2 separate regions of the Homo sapiens genome follow, and region 2 is linked to region 1. Evidence: chromatin contacts called from ENCODE Hi-C or POLR2A ChIA-PET data. All regions are on one chromosome and are shown on one strand. Each heading gives the region's core, a stretch centred on a gene start or an enhancer-like site at or near the end of the contact. The rest is flanking DNA. Distances are from core to core; before and after follow the strand shown.

Region 1 (4,542 bases), core at 776-3,275:
TATTGTTGCAGGTAAACGGGAGCCAGGGACTGACCCAAGCAGAGAGGCCCAAGGCTGGGGGACAGCAGGGAAGCATGGAGAGAAGAGATCCACACTATCCCTGCCCCCAGCAGACAGACACCCCCATCACATGGGAGTAACCCCCTCCTCTGACTTTTCTACTTTTCCATCTGCCCTGGAGCCAGCGCCCCCTGCAGGGTCTAAGACACGAAGGAGCTGTGGGACAACAGCAAAATGTTCCATGAGTTTGAATGCCAACCAAGCAGCTTCTCCTAAGATCTAGTCTTCCGAAGGGTCGTTTCCAGGCAAGCTAGAGCCTTTCTCATAAATCCCCTCCGTGGGCAAAGCAGGTCCCTGTCTTCCACACAAAGCAAGGAGCTCATTGACCAAAAGTCGGGGGAGGAGGGAAGGAGAGAGGGAGGGGGCTTCAAGGGATGCTTTGCCATTGGTCTGGATGAAGAGGGGGTGTCGCAGAGCCAAATACTAGTTAGAGTTCACAGAAGCCACCGGGTGGGTCAGTGCTACCCTGACTCACCCAATTTGGGCTGGGGGAGGGACCTAGCCCCACCCCAAGCTCTGCTCTGAGGCATCATGATTAGTACTTCTAGGGAGAGGGTGGCGGCTGCCTCTCCCCTCACCAGGACTAGGGGAGGGGGGATGTAGCATCTCATGGCAGGCCAGGGATTTTTCTCCTCCCTCTCCCCCCCAACTCTAGTGACAAAGTTTCAGAGCATGGCAGCCCTCTTACTCAGAAAAACTCCCTCCTTCCTCATGGACCCCGTCCAGCTGTCCCCTGGGGAGAGTCCTGACCCTCTCCTCCGGCAGCCTCCCTCTCCCAAAGGACCCCCGAAGCCCCGAGGGCCACTCACTGTTTTGGAGTCGAGCTCGTGCCGCGATTGCGCCAGCACTTTATCCACCCCCGCCTGGTCCATGAAAGTGACGAAGCCGAAACCCCTGCGCGCCGTAGTGAGGGAGAGGCAGATGGTTACAAGGCAGTGAGTGGCGGGTGGAGGGGGGCGAGCCGGGAGCAGGAGGAGGGGGTGAGGGGCTCACCTGGATCTCTTGGTCAGGGGGTCCCGCATCACCAGACACTCCTTCACCTCCCCGAACTGGCCGAAGTATTCGCGCAGCCCTTCTGTAACCACACACCCGCCTTCGGACCAGCCCGGGCCCCGCGCCCTTCCCCCCCCCCCGTCCTTTGCCCCCGGTGACCCCGGAGCGGCCCGGCCGCCCCCGCGCCAAGCTGCCCGCGCGTTCTCCACTGCCGCCGCCCCCCACCGCCCTCGCCCCGTTCCCGCTGAGCCTCCTGGCGCCCACCGGGGCCCCGGGAAGCCGAGGGCCGAGCTGGGCTGGAAGGGGGACGGCTCCGGCCGGGTTCCCGCCGCTCCGGGAGCAGCCTCACAAAAGTTTGAGCCGCAGGTGCGAGCGGAGTTGGCGCTGCCGCCGGCGGGTCCCGGGGGCCCAGCCCACCCCCCGATACCCCCTGAACCCCTCATCTGCTCCCCTCCACCCGCTGGGCCGGGTGCGCTCGCGGATCGCCCTGCGCTCTCGGGGTCTCCGGGCGGGGCGCGAAAGAGGGCGCGAGGGCGCCCGGGGTCAGCAGGGCGCAGGGCCGGGCTGGGGTGTCCGGGTCCGGGGCGCCGGGGGGTCCGGGGTGCCCTGCCGGACCGGCGGGCGCTCCCGGGCTCGCTCACCCTGCGTAGTCTGCCAACTGAGTCCCCCGATGAACATCTTGCTGCGGGAGGAGGAGAGACACAAAGGGCCCGCGTGAGCGCCGGGCGCCAGGGCGCAGGGGGCGCGGGCCCGGGCTCCGGGGAGGCCCGGCCGGACCCGGATCGGCCATGTTGGCGGGGCCGGGGCGGGCGCGGGCCAAGCAGGCCGGGCCGGGCCGTACCAGGGGTCGTGCGGCGAGTCCGGGGAGGCGAGGCCGGGCTGGGGCGCGTCAGTCTCCATCGGGAGCCGCGGGCGGCGCGGGCAGCGGAGCGGCGGCGGCGGCGGCGGCGGCGGCGCTCGGCGCGGGGCAGATGAGGAGCGCGGCGAAGGGGGCCGGACGGACAGGCCATGCTGCCCCCTCCCCCGACCCCGCTCGGGCGGGCGGGCGGGGACGGCCGAGGGGAGGGCCCGCCGGGGGCCGACCTGCCGGCTCCTCCCCCCGCCGCCCTGCGCGCATAAAGCCCCGCGCTCGCCCGCGAGCCCGGGCGCCCGCGGAGGCGGCGGCGCCGGGACCCCCTTCCCGCGGGGCTCCTGGGTCTCCGGGGCCGAGCGAGACCCCCGAATCCCGGTGCGGGCCGGGACCAGGGCGCGGCCGCACCCCCCACCCACCCCGGCGCGGGGGCCCGGCCGCGGGAACGCCCTCCCGGAATGAAGCGCTTCCCGGTGCCTTCAAGGTAGCTCGGTTCCGGATCGGGAACCCCCCCGGTCTTCCCTCTCAGGTCCCTGCTGTCCAGAATTGAAGAGAACCCCAATCTCCTCGGGTCGGGCGGGAGATAGCCCTAGTGCTCCCCAGTCCCCACATGCTCCATTTCCCCAGTCGGAGCGAGAAGCCGCCCTCAGAGCCCCCAGTTTCCTCCCAACCTAATTTACAGCCCCCCACCCCCACCCCAGGGCTCTAATTTAGAGCCCTCGCTCCGTTCCCAGGATCCCATATCCAGTTTGGGGGACCCACTCAGTGCCTCGCGTCCCGAGTGGGGAACCTCCATCAGCACCCCAGTAGAAACCGTATCCTCTTCCCCAATCCGTCCTCAGCCCTTGGTGTCCAAAGTGAGAGTCCCCCTTAGTTTCCCCAAATCCCTGCCGTCCACATTAGTGGACCCTATGGTCTGTTGAGAAAATCCCGCGCCCCAAGCCCGGGTTCTCAGTTTGCCGCCACCCCCACCTCCCGGTGTGAGGAGTCTCCCCTGGTTCTCTCCCTCCCTGGCCGGTTTTTGTGAGATCCATTCAGACTCCTGTCCTGATTCGGGAAACCCGGTTCCAGACACTCACCACCCCCACCACACCGAGGCTGGAGGAAAAGGCAGTGCCTCTTAGAGCCTCCTGTTTCCAGTTTAGGAGCCCAACGCCTCAGCTGTGCACCGTCCCCTCCGAATGACCCCCTTCTTTTGCAGAGGTCTAAGCTCCACCCCATCCCATTGGAAGAGCCTAAACTACCTACCCACTGCATTTGGAATGACTTCCCTCAGTCCCTCTTATTTTGAGGCTACTCCCCGTGAAGGCAAACACCTTCCTTTCTACCCCCATCTTCTGGGTCTCTGGGATCCCCCAGTACTTGCACCCAAGGCTCCTTGGAGTCACCTTACGTACCCCTAAAATTCCCTCCCTCCAGCCTGGGAACAACCCTGAGAAAGTATTCTGGTTCACCAGGGGAGCTGCGGGGCCACTCTCCTTATCCCCACCTCTCCTTATCCCCGCCTCTCCATATCCCCACCTCTCCATATTCCCACCTCTCCATATCCAAGCCTTAGGACCCTTCACTTCCCCAGCTGAAACCAGCCAAAAAAGGATCAAACCAGGAAGCTTAGGTGGCCAACACCCCTTCTCCCCATCCCTGCTGGGGGTCTCAGTGCCACACAAGCCCCTCCCTCCCAACTCACCTTCTACTCCTTCCCCCATCCCTACCTTAATCCATCCGGTGTAATCCAGTGACAACCCATGTTGACAAGCCCTTTGCTGTTCACCTTCACATTCCATCCTGAATTCAACACCTTTTATTCCTGGGCATCATAACTCTGACCTCTGGAAGGGTGCCCATCCCCCTCTTGATAGCCCTCCTTCCCTCTCCCCACCCCAACCATCAGGCAGAGAAGAAAGTGAGAGACTTACAGTAATGGTTTCCTTGGGGACCTTCTGGGAATGCTCAGCAGGTATATCCTGCCACCCTGTGAGCATAACACTAGAAACAAACTTGCTTTTTCCTGTTTGTGTCCCCTACTCTGCCCCACAGTTTCTCAGCATCCCCTGGACTGGGGACTGGAGGGCCACCCACACAAGGCATTTCTTACCATTCCGACACAAAAGCATTCCAGTTTGTGTTGTAGCAGAGACACAGATGAGGGTGAGCAGGTAGCCTCTGCGGTATTAGGGAGGTGACTCTTCTTAGGTCTGAACTTAAAAAGGGTCATTGGAGAGGTGCGGGGAGTAGGGATCTTCCAGTGTTCCTGGACTTTGGTTTGTGTGCTGGTGCTGCTGGGCAGATGAGCTTGAAGGATAGGAAATGGGTCCTTTCCGGCAGTGGCGACCTACCCACGAGAACATGCCTCTCGACAGGGATCTCCTTCATCCTTCTCCAGAAGAGAAGAGGAAACAGAAGAAGAAACGCCTGGTGCAGAGTCCCGATTCCTACTTCATGGATATGACATGCCCAGGATGCTATAAAATCACCATGGTCTGTAGCCATGCACAAACGGTAGTTTTGTGTGTTGCCTGCTCCACTGTTCTCTGCCAGCCTACAGGAGGAAAAGGAAGGCTACAGAAGGATGTTCCTTCAGGAGGAAGCAGCACCCAAAGCACTCTGAATCAAGATGAGTGGGAAACCATCTCAATAAA
Region 2 (4,542 bases), core at 1,110-3,609, 1.0 Mb after region 1:
AAAAAAGTTAGCCGGGCGTGGTGGCACGCACCTGTAATCCCAGCTACTCAGGAGGCTGAGACAGGAGACTCATTTGAACCTGGGAGGCGGAGGGTGCAGTGAGTTGAGACTGTGCCATTGACTCCAGCCTGGGCAACAAGAGTGAAACTCCATCTTAAAAAAGAAAAAAAAAAAAAGAAAGTTAAACCAAGCAAATTTTACCATAAAATTAGGTAGAATATGGGTATCATCGTGTTAGCTTTGTATCTTTTGATTTTCAAGTTTGGGATACTGAGGAAGTACTAAAGACAGGAACAAAGCACAGGGAAAAGGTGGGGTACCCTAGGCTGAAGGGAACAGCCTCTTTAAAATCACCCATTGAGAATCTTGTTCACTGCCAGGCACAGTGGCTCATATCTGTAATCCCAGCAATTTGGGAGGGTGAGGTGGGTGGATCACCTGAGCCTGAGAGTTCAAGACCAGCCTGGGCAAGAAAGCGATACTGCTTCTCTACTTAAAAAAAAAAAAAAATTAGATAGGCATGGTGGTGCATGTCTGTAGTCCCACCTATTCAGGAGGCTGAGGTAGGAAGATCACTTGAGCCCAGGAGTTTGAGGCTGCAGTGAGCCATGATCGCACCACTGCACTCCAGCCTGGGTGACAAAGGAAGACCCCGTCTCAAAAAAAGAAACAAAGAAAGAAAAAAAAGAATCCTGCTGGCACGGTGGCTCACACCTGTAATCCCAGCACACTGGGAGGCTGAGGCAGGCGGATCACTTGAGGTCAGGAGTTCGAGACCAGCCTGGCCAACATGGTGAAACTCCATCTCTACTAAAAATTCAAAAATAAGCCCTGTATTGTGGTGAGCGCCTATAATCCCAGCTACTTGGGAGGCTGAGGCAGGAGAATGGGTAGAACCCAGGAGGCGGGGGCAACAGAGTGAGACCTTGTCACAAAAAAAAAAAAAAAAAAAATCCTATTCAGAGGTGTACTCTAAAACATTTAATTTCTTTTTTTTTTTTTTTTTGAGACAGAGTCTCGCTCTGTCGCCCAGGGTGGAGTGCAGTGGTGGAATCTCAGCTCACTGCAACCTCTGCCTCCCGGGTTCAAGAAATTCTCTTGCCTCAAGCCTCCTGAGCAGCTGAGATTACAGGCATGCGCCACCGTGCCCAACTAATTTTTGTCTTTTTAGTAGAGATGGGATTTCACCGAGTTGGCCAGGCTAGTCTCAAACTCCTGACCTCAGGTGATCCTCCTGCCTCGGCCTCCCAAAATGCTGGGATTTCAGGCGTGAGCCACCGTGCCCGGCCTCTTTTTTCTTTAGCTTATTTTTTCAGAGACAGAGTCTCACTCTATCACCCAGGCTGGAGTGCAGTAGCATAATTGATCCAGTCTCACTGCAGCCTTGACCTCCCAGGCTCAAGTGATCCTCTCGCCTCAGCCTCCCAGGTAGCTGGGACCACAGCCACGTGTCACCACACCCAGCTAATGTTTTTAAAATTTTCTGTAGCGATGGGTCTTCCTATCTTACCCAGGCTACTCTCAAACTCCTGGGCTCAAGTTATCCTCTCGCCTCGGCCTCCCAAAGTGCTGGAATTACAGGCACGTCACTCCTTAAATAAATTCTGCCACATCTCACATAAGAAGGCAATTTCCCTGGCTGACTTGGAAGCTTATATTAACATTTTCTGGCCGCTGGTGTGTGTTTTGTATTGTAAAGACTTTCATCTACTCAGAAGCTGAGTTCCTTGAAAATCACTGCTAAATCTTTTGATGGTGGTTAAATTTTCCAGTGCCTTAAGGGAGATTGGAAATTAAAGACTAATGGGAGCCTGTTAAGCAAGCAGTCATACCGCAATGCATCCTCTGTAAAAAACTGAAATTATGTCCGGGCGCAGTGGCTCAGGCCTGTAATCCTAGCACTCTGGGAGGCCAAGGCCGGCGGATCACTTTAGGTCAGGAGTTTGAGACCACCCTGGCCAACATGGGGAAACCCCATCTCTACTAAAAAAAAATACAAAAAAAATTAGCCGATCGTGGTGGCATGCACCTGTAATCCCAATTACTCGGGAAGCTGAGGCAGGAGAATTGCTTGAACCCAGGAGGCGGAGGTTGCAGTCAACTGAGATCGTGCCACTGCACTCCAACCTGAGTGACAGAGTGAGACTCCATCTCAAAAAAAACAAAAACAAAACTGAAATTATGTTAATATATATTTGGTTGCCTAGAGTGGGGTAAGCTTGTACCACTTCAGCGTTCCTATAACTGTGATTTTCCACACTTCAACGTGCAAGTGAATCACCTGGAAAGCTTGTTAAATAAATACAGATTCTGTGTCGGGCGCGATGTCTCACGCCTGTAATCTCAGCACTTTCAGAGGCTGAGGCGGGCAGATCACTTGAGGCCAGGAGTTTGAGATCAGCCTGGCCAACATGGCAAAACGCCGTCTCTACTAAAAATACAAACATTAGACAGGTGTGGTGGCATGCATTGTAATCCCAGCTACTTGGAAGGCTGGGGCAGGAGAACCGCTTGAGCTCACGAGGCGGAGGTTGCAGTGAATTGAGATTGCACCACTGCACTCCAGCCTGGGCGACAGAGGGAGACTCCCTCAGTCTCAAAAATAAAATAAAATTAAAAAGTACAAATTCTCGTTCAGTTGGTCTGGGGCAGCCTGGGGTTGTGAATGTCTAACAGGCTCCCAGGTGATGTTGAGAATACGAGTCCTCTAACTATACATTGAGACGTGAAAGCTCATGATAGCCTAACTGGTCTCTACTATTAAAATCTCAGGGCACAGTTCTGTAGATGTAATGGGGGCATTAGGCTGGGTCTCATTGAGTTAGCCCATTAATCTAAATTCTCTCTCTCTACAGCTGAAGTGCTTAATTAATTAATAAACAAAGCTATCTTTTTCCCCTTTCTCTTTTTAAATTGAGGTAAAATTAACCATTTTAAAGTGAGCAATTCAGTCCCATTTAGTGCATTTACAATGTTGGGCAACTATCATCTCCATCTAGTTCCAAAACATTTTCATCACCCCTAAAAGACACTCTGTACCCATTAAGCAATCACTGCCCACTTTCCCCTCTCCCCAGCCCCTGGCAACCACCAATCTTCCTGTCTCTATGGATTTAACTCTTCCGGATAATCCATATGCAGATGATAATGTTCTGGAACAGATAGCGGTGATGGTTGCATGTGAAGGTACTAAATGCCACTGAATTGTACCATTTAAAATGGTTAAGGCCGGGCGTGGTGGCTCACGCCTGTAATCCCAGCACTTTGGGAGGCTGAGGGGGGTGGATCACGAGGTCAGGAGTTCAAGACCAGCCCGGCCAACATGGCGAAACCCCATCTCTACTAAAAATACAAAAATTAGCCAGGTGTGGTGGTGTGTGCCTGTAATCCAGGCTACTTGGGAGGCTGAGGCAGGAGAATCACTTGAATTCAGGAGGCAGAGGCTGCAGTGAGCCAAGATCGTGCCATTGCACTCCAGCCTGGGCGACAGAGTGAGACTGTCTCAAAAAAAAAAAAAAAAAAAAAAAAAAGGTTAAAATGGTGAATTTTATGTTAAGGGAATTTTACCACACTAGAAAAAAATATGAACATCTGCATTTTATAACAAAAGCTACTTGGCTGGTGACCTTCTCAAAAATAATTTGAGTTCTTTAGGATAAGGAAACTGAGGCCTTGGGGGTCACCCATCCCTTTCATGGCAGAATAGAAACCAGATTTCTTTTTTTTTCTTTTTTTTTTTTGAGACAGAGTCTTGCTCTGTCACACAGGCTGGAGCACAGTGGTGCAATCTCAGCCTGCTGCAGCCTCCACCTCCCAGGTTCAAGTGACTCTCCTGCCTCAGCGTCCCGAATAGCTGGGATCACAGATGTGCACCACCATGCCCAGCTAATTTTTGGATTTTTTAGTAGAGACGGGGTTTCACCATGTTGGCCAGGGTGGTCTCGAACTCCTGGCCTCAAATGATCCGCCCGCCACGGCCTCCCAAAGTGCTGGGATTACAGGCATGAGCCACCGTGCCTGGCCTCTGTTTTTTCTTTCTTTCTCTCTCTCTCTTCCTTCCTTCCTTCCTTTCTCTCTCTCTCCTTCTTTCTTTCTCTCTTTGTTTTTGGTTTTTTGGGTTTTTTTGAGATGGAGTCTTGCCTTTTGCCAGGCTGGAGTGCAGTAGAGCGATCTCGGCTCGCTGCAACCTCCGCCTCCCAGGGTAAAGCGATTCTCCTGCTTCACCCTCCCGAGTAGCTGGGACTACAGGAGTGCATGCCCAGCTAATTTTTGTATTTTTATTAGAGACAGGGTTTCAACATGTTGGCCAGGATGGTCTTGATCTCTTGACCTCGTGATCTGCCCGCCTTGGCCTCCCAAAGTGCTGGGATTACTTGTGTGAGCCAACAGGACGGGCCCCCCACCTCCCCACTCCCTCCCTCCCTCCCTTCCTTCCTCTCTCTCTCTCTGTTGCCCAGGCTGGAGTACAGTAGTGCAGTGACACAGTTACAGCTCACTGTGGCCTTGACCTCCTGGCCTTAGGTGATCCTCCCATCTCAGACT

The links. A loop is a pair of places that touch in the nucleus more often than their neighbours do. ChIA-PET counts read pairs that join two places held with the same protein, here RNA polymerase II (POLR2A).
Region 2: a loop to region 1 is called in a map of lower leg skin, with 13 times the contacts of the local background. The contact joins the enhancer-like site here to the promoter of MSI1 in region 1. A Hi-C loop is called at or near these places in 1 of 168 maps with a recorded cell type or tissue (lower leg skin). POLR2A ChIA-PET finds 5 or more read pairs at or near these places in 2 of 52 experiments (A673 and activated T-cell).

Annotation. Positions count from the first base shown.
Region 1 is chr12:120,367,139-120,371,680 of GRCh38, forward strand. MSI1 (musashi RNA binding protein 1) reads right to left here and starts at 2,026. Exons shown (of 15, transcript NM_002442.4): 1 at 1,895-2,026; 2 at 1,695-1,735; 3 at 1,054-1,135; 4 at 870-954. The coding sequence starts at 1,953. It also overlaps the pseudogene RPS27P25.
Region 2 is chr12:121,367,097-121,371,638 of GRCh38, forward strand. No RefSeq gene overlaps it. Among named protein-coding and RNA genes, the nearest start is that of ANAPC5, 17 kb to the left of the region's middle. Within about 2 kb of position 2,360, at least 2 of the 41 ENCODE cell types and tissues checked have a DNase peak (open chromatin) inside an H3K27ac peak, as active enhancers do.